Linked DNA regions of Homo sapiens: regions 1, 3 and 4 are each linked to region 2. Evidence: chromatin contacts called from ENCODE Hi-C or POLR2A ChIA-PET data. All regions are on one chromosome and are shown on one strand. The core of a region is the stretch at or near the end of the contact, and the rest is flanking DNA. Distances in the headings are between cores, read along the strand shown.

What was found. A loop is a pair of places that touch in the nucleus more often than their neighbours do. ChIA-PET counts read pairs that join two places held with the same protein, here RNA polymerase II (POLR2A). Pooled maps may share reads with other maps.
Region 1: a loop to region 2 is called in a map of CD8-positive, alpha-beta T cell, with 26 times the contacts of the local background. The contact joins the promoter of WDR36 here to the promoter of FER in region 2. A Hi-C loop is called at or near these places in 2 of 168 maps with a recorded cell type or tissue (CD8-positive, alpha-beta T cell and naive thymus-derived CD4-positive, alpha-beta T cell) and 11 of 50 pooled maps.
Region 3: a map with no recorded cell type shows a loop between it and region 2 (6-fold over the local background). The contact joins the promoter of CAMK4 here to the promoter of FER in region 2. A Hi-C loop is called at or near these places in 2 of 37 single-sample maps with no recorded cell type and 10 of 50 pooled maps. POLR2A ChIA-PET finds 5 or more read pairs at or near these places in 1 of 52 experiments (naive thymus-derived CD4-positive, alpha-beta T cell).
Region 4: a loop to region 2 is called in a map of ascending aorta, with 9 times the contacts of the local background. The contact joins the promoter of STARD4 here to the promoter of FER in region 2. A Hi-C loop is called at or near these places in 3 of 168 maps with a recorded cell type or tissue (CD8-positive, alpha-beta T cell, ascending aorta and naive thymus-derived CD4-positive, alpha-beta T cell), 2 of 37 single-sample maps with no recorded cell type and 12 of 50 pooled maps.

Annotation. Positions count from the first base shown.
Region 1 is chr5:111,091,070-111,093,857 of GRCh38, reverse strand. It overlaps WDR36 (WD repeat domain 36), which reads right to left and starts at 1,510. Exons shown (of 23, transcript NM_139281.3): 1 at 1,240-1,510. The coding sequence starts at 1,401. RefSeq lists an enhancer at 1,221-1,660.
Region 2 is chr5:108,746,557-108,749,256 of GRCh38, reverse strand. It overlaps FER (FER tyrosine kinase), which reads right to left and starts at 1,360. Exons shown (of 20, transcript NM_005246.4): 1 at 1,257-1,360. RefSeq lists silencers at 1-223, 354-413, 494-593.
Region 3 is chr5:111,222,994-111,225,693 of GRCh38, reverse strand. CAMK4 (calcium/calmodulin dependent protein kinase IV) reads right to left here and starts at 1,310. Exons shown (of 11, transcript NM_001744.6): 1 at 1,050-1,310. The coding sequence starts at 1,210. RefSeq lists enhancers at 1,072-1,121, 2,082-2,181 and a silencer at 1,232-1,721.
Region 4 is chr5:111,511,170-111,513,891 of GRCh38, reverse strand. It overlaps STARD4 (StAR related lipid transfer domain containing 4), which reads left to right and starts at 1,357. Exons shown (of 6, transcript NM_139164.3): 1 at 1,357-1,507. STARD4-AS1 (STARD4 antisense RNA 1) reads right to left here and starts at 1,666. Exons shown (of 7, transcript NR_040093.1): 1 at 1,384-1,666. RefSeq lists enhancers at 893-1,032, 1,513-1,722 and a silencer at 1,113-1,482.

The sequences.
Region 1 (2,788 bases), core at 261-2,760, 2.3 Mb before region 2:
ACACAGTAAGTAAATTGTTAACTTTATAAAATGTACAAATATGTTACTCTCCTCACCACAGGGTTTCTTTGGAAGTAGAATATAGGGAAAAACACCTGTGTCTGTGTGTAATGCAGTGTCAGGAAAGACACTGTACCAAAGACAAGATTTCAAGAGTTATTTCAGTAATAAACTCAGAAAAATTACATTTCAAGGAAGAAAACATTAACCAGCAAAAGCAAAAGTTAGCAAGCAAGGAACAAGTGCAGAGAATGGTAACACTAAATACTTTCACATGATTAATATGGTTCTAACCCACCCTGTCTCCATTACCAGCTCAGACTCTGAGAAACCCAATTGCTCTTCACCTCAGCTCTGCCCTCACTTTCCTTTTCCACTAACTCAACTAGTTCCTACCTCCCAGCTCTTTTTGCTAATAAGCCATTTGATATTCACAATCCTCCAAGAGAGACAACTCTACCTGTTTTCCAGAAAAGAAAGTACTTAATTAACACTGACTATTATCATCCTCCTCATCAAGGTTTCTGTTCTCACAGAGGTTACATTCTTTCGGAGAAGACAAAAGAAACAAGTAAACAAGAGACACTATTACAATGATCGATGAACTGTTATAGGAGAAAAAATCATCACTAACAAGTGATTTATCTGAAATTTACTTTAATAGATTATATAAAGGTGCTACGGTATAATGACACCTATGTTGCAAAGAAACGGCTGCAAGGCTTAGAGTGACAGTGCCAGACACTTTGCGTTAGTTGAAAATAACTGATTGCTATTAGATATTTTCCCTAACGGTAATTAATCTCACCATCTCCGGTTCTCCCAATGTATTCTACCTAGAGTGAATTTCTAACTCAGCTCGTGTCACCAATAACGTAATAGCGTGCATGTTTTTCTCTCTCATTAAGAATGCAAGAGGTAGAGGTTTGTCTTAATTATGTTTCCACCTTCAAGGGAAGGTCAATAAATATTCACTGAACAAATATTACTGCCATACAACTGAGATGTTCTCTAGCAGTTTCCCCTTGGCCAGGCTGCCTCTGAAACACGCCCCAGGAGGACTGCAAGTGCCAAATCAGCACGTGGACGTGACCGGATGGCGAAATATTAATAGGACAGGGAGGGGTTAAAGAAGGGAAGCCCGTGGTAAATGGGAAGGGAGAACCGGACTGCTCCAGGACAGAGTTAGAGGCCAAGGAGGGTGGTTTTCCTGGGAAGCTAACAAAAGAAGTCACTCACGTCATAGGTGTGGAAACTCTTGCCCACGCAGGTTGTTACATAGAACCGGCGCTTGAGCGCGCTGAACCGCACCACGTGTGGAATGTCGTTGCTGAAAAGTCCCAAGGCCCGGAACCCCGCAAAAAGCGCGCTGGCCGTGCGCCTTTCTGAGGCCCGTTCCATTGCCGCCGCGATCCCAGCTCCTCTCAGCTCTGGTCCTGAAGGAAAACACGTACCCAGTCCCTTCAGCGTGTCTAGTGGAACAGTCCTCTGCCAGAGCTGCAGACACAACACCGCTTCCGGCGCCCGCTGCGAATCGCGTTTCCGGAGACTGCCCTCAGTGCAACACATAAAGTTCTCCCTCCAGAGCTCACATGGGAGGCGTGACTTGGGTTCCGAGGGCCAAGGTCTCCAGCACGTTGCCTAGCATTGTTCTCCAGCTCTTTTGCGGTGGAAGGAAGCTCGTTAGGTTCCGACAGAACCGCAAGGGCGGGAAACAAAGAGGGAAGCGCGACGCCCAGGAGAATGGAGGGGAGGTCGACGCCTTGGAGATGGAAACGATTTAAACATGTGATTATTTAAAAATGTACAAAAACATGAGACTGGAAAAATTTAAACACTGGATATCTGATGATATTAAGGAATTATGTTTCATTTTTACATATGATAGTAGCATTATGATTACGTTTTTAAAGATCCTCATCTTTTGGATACATATTGACATATTTACAGATGAAAACTATAATGGGACATTTCAAAACTGACAGAGGGATTCACTCACAGACCCTCTGGGGAGTAGAACTAATTACTTGTGGGGAGGGAACTGCTCACTTGGGCAACTTGGATAAGTGTAGATTCCTCCCAGAAAAGGAAGATAAATATTAAATGTTATTGGGATTCCTGGATTAAGTCAGTATTCCTTGAGGTCGGCTGTCAAAAGCAGACAGTAGAGGTTCTAAAGAGGAGCTTATCATAATGCAAACGGGAGTCCGGGCAGTTCATTAGAGCTGAGTGCCTTAGGATGCTGAAGGAGACTGATTCCAGTGAAGTGGGTGTCAAGACGCCTCACTCCTCAGGAGCCAGCTGCCTTACCAAGATGTAGGTTTGGGGAACAATCTCTGAGCATGTGAACATTAACTAAAACAGTGGTGAGCTTAGAGCCCAGGACCAAAGTTCAACATATGGAATAACCTCTTCTCTTACTGTTTTATTTCCATTTCATTTCGTTTATGAAAACGTTTTGGCAGCCTATTAAGGTTTGGGTCGAGTGACTAACGTAACTATACTAGTACTTGAGAGGGATAAAAAGGGTATATTTACTAATGTAAATGTACTTGAAAGAGATAAAGAGGGTCTGTCTCTACACAGATCAGTGTACTCTCTCGGGTTCCTTCCAGTTCTAAAATGTAATTATTATGAAACAAAAGTCACTTGTTAGCTAATTTGAATACCTGACTCATACATTCTTGAACAAAAAAAATCTTGATTTATTTTATAGTTCTTGGCACAAAGCCTCAAACACTTTGGATGTTAAGATCATTAAGGGGCAGATGCTAACAGAATGAGAGCT
Region 2 (2,700 bases), core at 111-2,610:
AAGCCCCAACCAGGAATGCTCTGCTGCGGGCGGGAGGATGAGCGGATGACCCTGCAGCCAGGGACGGGGGTTGGGGGGGGCGCTGGCTGAGGGCGGAGGAAGAGCCTCGGCACAGCCCCCAACGCCCTGGCCGAATCCCGGGCGCCCCTCTGCGGGCAGGCATTGTTGCCCCCGCTCTAGGCTTGCCTTCCCTCCTCTTCCCCCCTCCCCCCGCGTTGCCCCGGGCAACAGCGCCTACCGCCGGCGGCGCGAAACGCACCTACCTAGAACCTGACAAGCCCGAACCCCTCAGACTCCGGAGCCAGTCACCACCCCGCGTCACGGGGGCTGCCACAGCCAATAGGCGCCACTGTCACGAACCTCTGCAACCAATCCCGCTGCACTCCGGTCTCCGGGCACCCTCGAGGCCTCAGCCAATGGGCAAGAGCGGAAGGCGGGCGCAGCCGCCCGGCCCTCAGCCCCCTCCTCCACTACCTCCCAGGAGGCGGGGAGCGGCCGATTGGCCCGGTCCCCGAAGGGGCAGGACTTGGGCCCTAGGCTGGGTGGGCGCACGCTTAGCCCAAGCTGCGGGCCCTGGGAGTGGAGACGCGGAGCTGCGGTCGCCGCTTTCTGGGCTCGCTCACCAGCCCGGGTGGAGTCCCGAGGTCTGCGCGTTTGTGCCGCTCTCCCCGCCTCGGTAACCTGCTCCTCCCTAGCGGGTGTCCTGGGCTGCCGTGGTGAGATGGGGCCGGAGACGGACGAAGGCCTCACAGGAAACTTTGGGAGGCTCGCCTGGCCGCGGCCGGGAAGTGGCCGGACCGGCGATGATAAGCTGAGGCCGCCTGGAAGGGACTACTCGGCGGGTCGGCAGCCGGAAAGGAATTCGGAGAGTGGGGGCGGAGGCGTGATTAAAATGTTAAGTGTGCCCGGAGGGCGCTGGGCGATCCCTGGAGCTGAAATCTCCGGGAAGGGAAGCTGCTTTAGGGCCGCGAGGCCCCCACCCCTAAAATAGGCACTTTTCAGCCTCAGAATTGGTCACTTTTTCCTGTACGTTCCCACGTTTTACTTGTATCTGTTATTAACGTGGATTGCTTTAGAATGGTTTTCAGCAACTCCAGTTTACTCTGAGTCCCTTAAGGACGGGAACTGTCTTTCAATCCTGTACTCCCAGTGCCTGAGCCTGCCTAAAAATGTTAGAAACTCAATGCTGGAATTGTAATGGATGTTTAAAAGCATACAGCAGGTCCTGGGAGTGGCCCCCTATAATAAATTCTTACCTCTTCGGGAGTCTAGAATGCGTGGAGAACCCAAACGGGTCTGCTCTTCAGTGATGGCCGTTTCTGAAGCGTCCTTCACCAAAAGAATTTGGTGAAAAATGAGTAATGTGAACTACAAGATTATTACTAGGTGATCAGTAACAGTAGGATAGGTATGCGTCATTATTCGAGGGTGTGACCCTCCCATGTTCCTGTAGTAGACTTTTTAAGGCGGTGTTATCTTTTGCATTGGTTGAACCACATAGCGTCAATCCGGTATTTCCCCTCCCTCTCAAAAACTGAGTTACATAGGAGCCAAAGAAGAGTGGTGAATATTTTCTCTAAGCAGGGTTATTTATTTAACCGTAGAGAACAGCCCTACACATAAAAAAACATAAATCTTAAGTTGGACTTTTTTTAAGTCTACTGTTTTAAAGCTAAATAAACAAAAACCAACATAAAAATTTTAAATAAGAGGCTTAATTCTCCCTATTGAAAATGGAGGATGAGATTTCCCGTCCCTTTCTCTCCGAGCATTTGTCTTAGAAAACTTAAGTACTTTCTTAATTGTTAAGTACTTTCTCAACTCTTTGAAATGTGTATAAATCCACTTGAGGACTAGATAGGTCTTGTCAACTGTATGCTCAGTCAGGAATGTCTCTGGACCTTTTTTTTTTTTTTTTTTTTGAAATGCTGCACATATCAACGGAGTAGCATCCTTCCCTATCTCCCAGTTTCTGTGAGAGAGTAGGAGCGTAACTTCGGTGAGCAACTTGCTCCGTGTTGCAAAACTACCTTCCGTCATAAAGACAGGAGAAGTTTGTTTTTCCTCTGGATAAAACCAATTAACTAACACAGATGGTCACCCCAATTATTAAGTAAAGTTAATGTCACAAATGTCAGGTCCTCTTACTTGAGGACTAGTTATTGTTCAACTTGAAAACGTGTATGTAATGGGTCGTATATACTTGGCTATACAAAAGGGCAAGATTTCTGTCTTTGCAATCTCTTAGCAAATTGCCTGTGATGTGTATCACAGTCTCGTTTAATGCTTATTCAGTAATAAAAGTGTTTTGTCTACTAACGTTTGTGGAGAGGATTTCTGGGTTGGGAGATTTTGGTTTTTAATTATATTTTTCCAACAATGCCTATACCCAGAATGTTGGGATGACAAAGTTAAGGAAAGTAGTTACTTCGGAGTTTTTAAATTGTTCTCTAAAATGATGGTTAATGTTTCATATGTATTTCATAGTGATTGTTAAATGCACAAACTGTGGTTCTGTGAGTAAACTTCTTAAAATAGAAGTTAATTTTCTGTGAACATCAAATGTTATAGTATATGTAATGTCAATAAGAATGAAATGAATGAAAATTTGGTTAGGTAAGGCCAAAATACAACTTTGGAGACTGCTTCATGACTGAATACCTTTCCCAAGAACCTTAGAATTTCTCCATTTATACAAAG
Region 3 (2,700 bases), core at 61-2,560, 2.5 Mb before region 2:
TCTGGATCCTCCAATGACTTGAAAAAATAAAAAGGCTGTTAGCAATACTATTTCCAGCAAAAAGAGAATGAAAAATGAAATTGCAAAGGAGTAGTAAGTACAGAAGCTGCAACTTGTCAACCGTTGAAATTACATCTTCAGATTCCCTATACTAAAGAGCCTGGATCTAAAATAAGTGTTGAAAATAAATCTCCTTACCTATGGATAACAGAGAGAAAAGACAAAAAAAAAGGAAGTAAGGGAAAGAAAACTATAATTTTCAATGGATACAAATACGAAAGCATATGGAATCATGCAGAAGGCCAAACTGCTACCTGTTTGGATCTTCAGAGGAGGGATAGGGGACATATCTGCAATCCTAGGGAGATGGTCTGTTGCATATATAATTTAAATAAATCACTCCAGCCCATGAAAGAAGGGAAGCAGCAGCATTCTCACTAATTACCACTGCCTGGATCCCATATGCTGCTTTCTCTTTAAAGCCACACTAGTTCATTATTCTGCCTTCAACTCTCTTAAATGATTCATTTCTCCCTTCACTCCTGAGCAGACTCTGCAGGGAAGCTAGTATTTAAGTTTAATTTCTCGTGTCACTTGCTTTGGAGAGCTTGACGAGGGGAAGGAGGAGGAATCTAACTTAATAATTCTGTCTTGATTTGGAGGGGCACCCTCCGGCCCCCACCCTAAACAATAACTAGACAAACAGGACCCTCTGGCAAGCTATAATCGTGAGCAAAGATATCAATTGGGAAAGCAGGGCCCACGTGCGGTGGGAGCTGTCACCCAAGGGAAGTGGCAGCCTGCGAGAAGGAGGGAAGGTGGGAGGGAGTCGGGCTGATCCTACAGCTGCACCGGCCTAGGCGCTCTGGTGGGGTGGGAAGGACTCGAGCCGCACCTGAATGAAGGTTAGCTCTCTCTCAAGACACTAACTAGGTAGGGAGAAATCGAAGGGCACGAAGGCAGGCTCCCGCACCCTCCGAGCCGTCGCTGCGAGAGGGACAACCCCCAGTGCACGCCGCGGGCTTCCCCAGCCGGAGCCCGCGCCTTACCGTCCCAGCTCCGACTCCACCTCGAAGAAATCGCTCAGCGCATCCCTGTTGGAGCCGTCGATCCAGTAATCCGGGACGAGGCTCGCGGTCCCCGGGGCCGCACTGGCGGTGACCGAAGAGCAGGACGAGGCGGAGCAGGAGGGCACCGTGACTTTGAGCATCTTCGCAGCGGGACTCCGGAAGCCGCCGCCGCCGCCGCCGCCGCTGCCCGAGCGAGAAGCCGGCCGCCAGCCGCCGCCTGCGAACGCAGGAGCGAGAGAGAGGCGGCGTCCTTCACGCGCGCACACGCCCACCGCCGCCGCCCGCGCTCGCAGGGACGGTGGGCGGGGAAGGGGGCGAGCCTCTGCGAGAGGGCGCGAGGGGGAACCCGGAGTCGCCGCCCGCTGGAGGGAGACTAGCTGCACCGCTGAGGAGAGAGGCTCCCTCCCCCTCGCTCCTTCCCTCCTCACCCGCCCTCCTCCCGCGCCGAGCCTTTCCCGCCGCCCTCCCTCTTTCCTTTCTCTCTCCCAGGCTGTGGCTGCCGCGGTGCCGGCTAGGGCGGCTCCGGATGCTGGAGCTTGGGGAAGGCACAAGGACCCGCGCATCATCCCACGCGCCCTCCCGCGGGGACCGGAGCTGGAGGGAGACCGTGCGCAGCGGGACGCTGCTCTGGGATGGCGGGCGCCAGGCGTACCCTGGCAGCACCTGGGTCCGGGCGGCCCCGCCGGATAGCGAGAGAGGGACCTAGGTGGTGGTGGCGCAACTCATCCCTCCTTGAGCGCGTCTCCGTGGCGAGTCCCTCCCACCTAACACCAGCTAACCAGCCATCCTCTGTCAAAGCTTATATTGGTGGCCGGGGAGGGAGTACTGTGGTCGCCGATCCCTCAGGGCTCCTGTGCCTGGACCCAGTGAGAGCTGGAGGAAAAGGAAGCGCCCAGGTCCACACTGACCTGACTCACCTTTGAGTGAAGTCTTCAGTTGGAATAAATGCTGTCGTCGCTGCTGGTGGCACTGCCTCCTCGGCACTGCTGGAGCTCCTAAAAGAGGAGATACTTGGCTGTGTCGAGTTCAATCTCAGCATCTGAAGTGGCTCAGAATTACAGTTCTAGAAGGGCCTTGTGGAAGCCAACTAGTAAACCCTCTGCCTTAAGGCAGGACCTGTCCTCATTCATGACAGGGAAGACTGCTACATGTAAAAGCCCTTTTTCTCTTCCCAAGAGATGTATCCCATGATAAGCATTCTTATGTCCTGTCCATCAGCTGTCATGGCTCTTCTTCTCAGTATTAAACATACATCACTTAAACTACCCTTGAACTTTTTTCTTTTCAGATTTCAGCAAAGACGAACAACAATTAGTCATGTTCTGATACATATCTATGACAGTTATTATACCACAACTCATTTCTGGCTAAATAGCTCCAGGCGCTTTCACCTTACTTCACAGGTGTTACTTTTGGCCTTTTTTTTTTCCTGAGTTTCCTCCAACATGCGCTAAACTCTTCCTAGTAAGTCTCCATTCCTGATAGCACCAACCATTAATATGGTCCAATATTTTAATCTAATTTATGGATTTATTATTCTTAAAAGCCTGCCTGCTATACTGGTGAACAAACAACCAAAAATATCCAATCAAGTAGTTACAGGAATGTGATTCCTAGCTGATTGGAAATT
Region 4 (2,722 bases), core at 108-2,607, 2.8 Mb before region 2:
AAGCAACCTGCCTTAAGATTTATGTCTGGGGCTCCTCGCCTGTAAAACACACCTACCTTAGGGGGCTGTTAAGAGGATTCAATGTAATTGAATTAAGTAGGTACAACTTAATTACAAAGCACTTTTCCCCAACCATTTCAAATTATTTATCTACGTATTCATCCATCCATCCAAAGCACCTCAATAATTGGCCAATAATTCCTAAGTGAAAGGAGCTTTACAACACACGAAGAACTCTTCTATTATGTCACACGAAATTATAAATATAAATATAAAACAAATTATTTTACATATAAACGATGGAGGTAAAAAATAAATCGGCCAATAATAACTAGCAAGTAGTATTTGGTAATTCTTTTGGTGAGGCCGACTTAAAAATTTACGAAATATTATTTATTTTCATTGCAAGTCTATCAGAAATCACTAATGGTGTAGCACTGCATTCTTCCCTGCTTTTGGTTCTCAAACTACGTATCTTAGTAAACGCAATTTGCAGACAAACCAAGCCTCGCTAATCAGTGCATCATGGCTACTCTGGTAAAGGAAGAAATTCACTGTTTGCCAAGCATCCCATCAGATGGGTGACTTCACAGCCACTGGAAGAAATCTTTCTCATGTTCGAGTAGATGGAAACTCCAAAACTGTGCAGTTGCTAAATCCACTTGTCACACCTCCTCCTTTTCTCTGCTTCTAAGGTTGCCCTCTAAACTCTTTATCTGAGGATGGAAACACACACACGCACCCACACACACCCACACCCACACACACACAAACGTATTTGGCTAAAGGTCAATTCACATAGTGGCAGGGACTTTCGTTTATATGCATTTTCCTTCCCAGCTCTCTCAGTTCTGAGTCAGGCTAAGCAGGAGGCAGAGAGCTCGTCCTCCTCTGCATGGGCGCTTTTTCTTATTTGACTTTTAGTCCTGGGAGGAGTAGCGTAGTTGCGAGATACTAGGATATCCACAAGCGGGATGAATTTGGACCTTATCCCTCACTGTGATCCTTCACTTCGCCTTCTGTTTCAATTTCTCCCAGTCGGTTTACTGCTTGACAAAATTCTTTCACAATTAAGTGATCACAGGACAACCCAACCCAACCAATCCAAACCTGCAGGCAACCCCAGACATCCAGGGAACCCTGGCGCGGCTCGGGCCAGCCCACACCCACGCGGAATCATTCCATTTATCGGCCACCAATCAGCCCTCCACACGCTCCCGCGCCAGCCAATCCGAACAAGCGCACGTTGTTCCGGCCACCTCCTCTCAGCCCCCCCTCCCCGGAGCCCCCGGGATCGGGCCAGGGGGCGGGGCTGGGGGCTCGGCCCGCCTTGCCCTGAGGCGCTGGGTGCCTTCCAGTTGGCTGCGACCAGCGGTGACTTACAAGTTGGCTGCTGTCGCCTGCGCATCGGCGGGCCGGGAGGCTGAGCAGTACTGTTGAGAGCGGTGTGAGGTGCTTGGTAGCGCGCCGTAGCTGCTTCCACGTCCTTGCTTCACCTCAGGTAAAGGTAAGGAGAGCCACGGAGCCGCGGCAGGATTGGGGTGGCCCGTGTGGAGGGCGACTGTGGCGCCCGGGGCGTCCTGCCAGGTGCGTCTTCTGGACCTGCTCCAGACCATGGATCTGGGGAGCTCGCGGTGGACGTTGGGGATGGCGGGCCCCGGCGTCCGGGCGGGAGAGGACCTCACAGATGAAAGAGAAACCTGAGCCCCTGGGAGGGGAAGCGGCGAGCTGGAAGGATCCCAGGGCTTGCAACTCGCCCCTGCGCGCCGCTCACCTATTTAAGTACTTGGAATCCATTAGACCTCAGTGTCCTCAGCTGTTAAATGGGAGAGGGGCGGTGGTAATCCCGCTTGATTTGGGACAGTCCTGTTCTTTGGAGGTCACCGCGCTTCCTGGTTCTTAGGAGGTGCACAGACAGCGCAGGGGCAGCCGCGTCCCACCAGGCTTCGCGGAGGTGATGCCAAAGACAAGAGACAAAGTTTTCCCAGGGCTTACTGCCTTCCAAGGTCCCTGCTAAATGTATTAACTCAAATAATTTCTCACCAAATCAGTGTCATTGTTTTCCCGAATTTACACTTGAGAAAGATTACCTTAGATTTTTAGGTTCAGCAGCCAGGACAAAACTTGACAAATATTTGGTGGGCCCAGGTTTTTTATATGAAGTCTTTTCCAGCCTGTGATCAGCTTCCACAGTTTTACAAGAGAGAGCTTTAGGCTCTGAAGTCAGACGCCCTGGGTTGGAATTCTGGCTCCATCACTTATGAACTGTGTGATCTTGGACAAGTGACTCAACCTTCCTGTTGCTATTTTCCCTTTCTGTAAAACAGGGAAAATGTATAGACATTAAGCTACTATTCTCACTTATGGAAGACCTCAAGATATCTAAAGTATGCCCATTTACACCAATCCTAGAGCTTCTGAATAACTAAAATTCCTTTACCATAATGAAACACATTTTCTCAAGGAGGACTATTACTGTTGTGAGGATTAAATAAAATAAATGCAATGTAAAGCAGCCAGAAGGACTGACCATGTAGTAAGTGATCAATAAATGTTATTGTTATTTTTTAAAATCAAGTACAGAGCATTAGGTTTTTTTTTTAATCAAGTATTAGAGCATTAGGGGTTTGAACAGTAAGTTGGCTCACTATTCATATTGTAGAAATATACTTCCATGTTGCATTTCTTTAAATAGTGAGCTCCTGCCAGAGCCAGTCTCAAA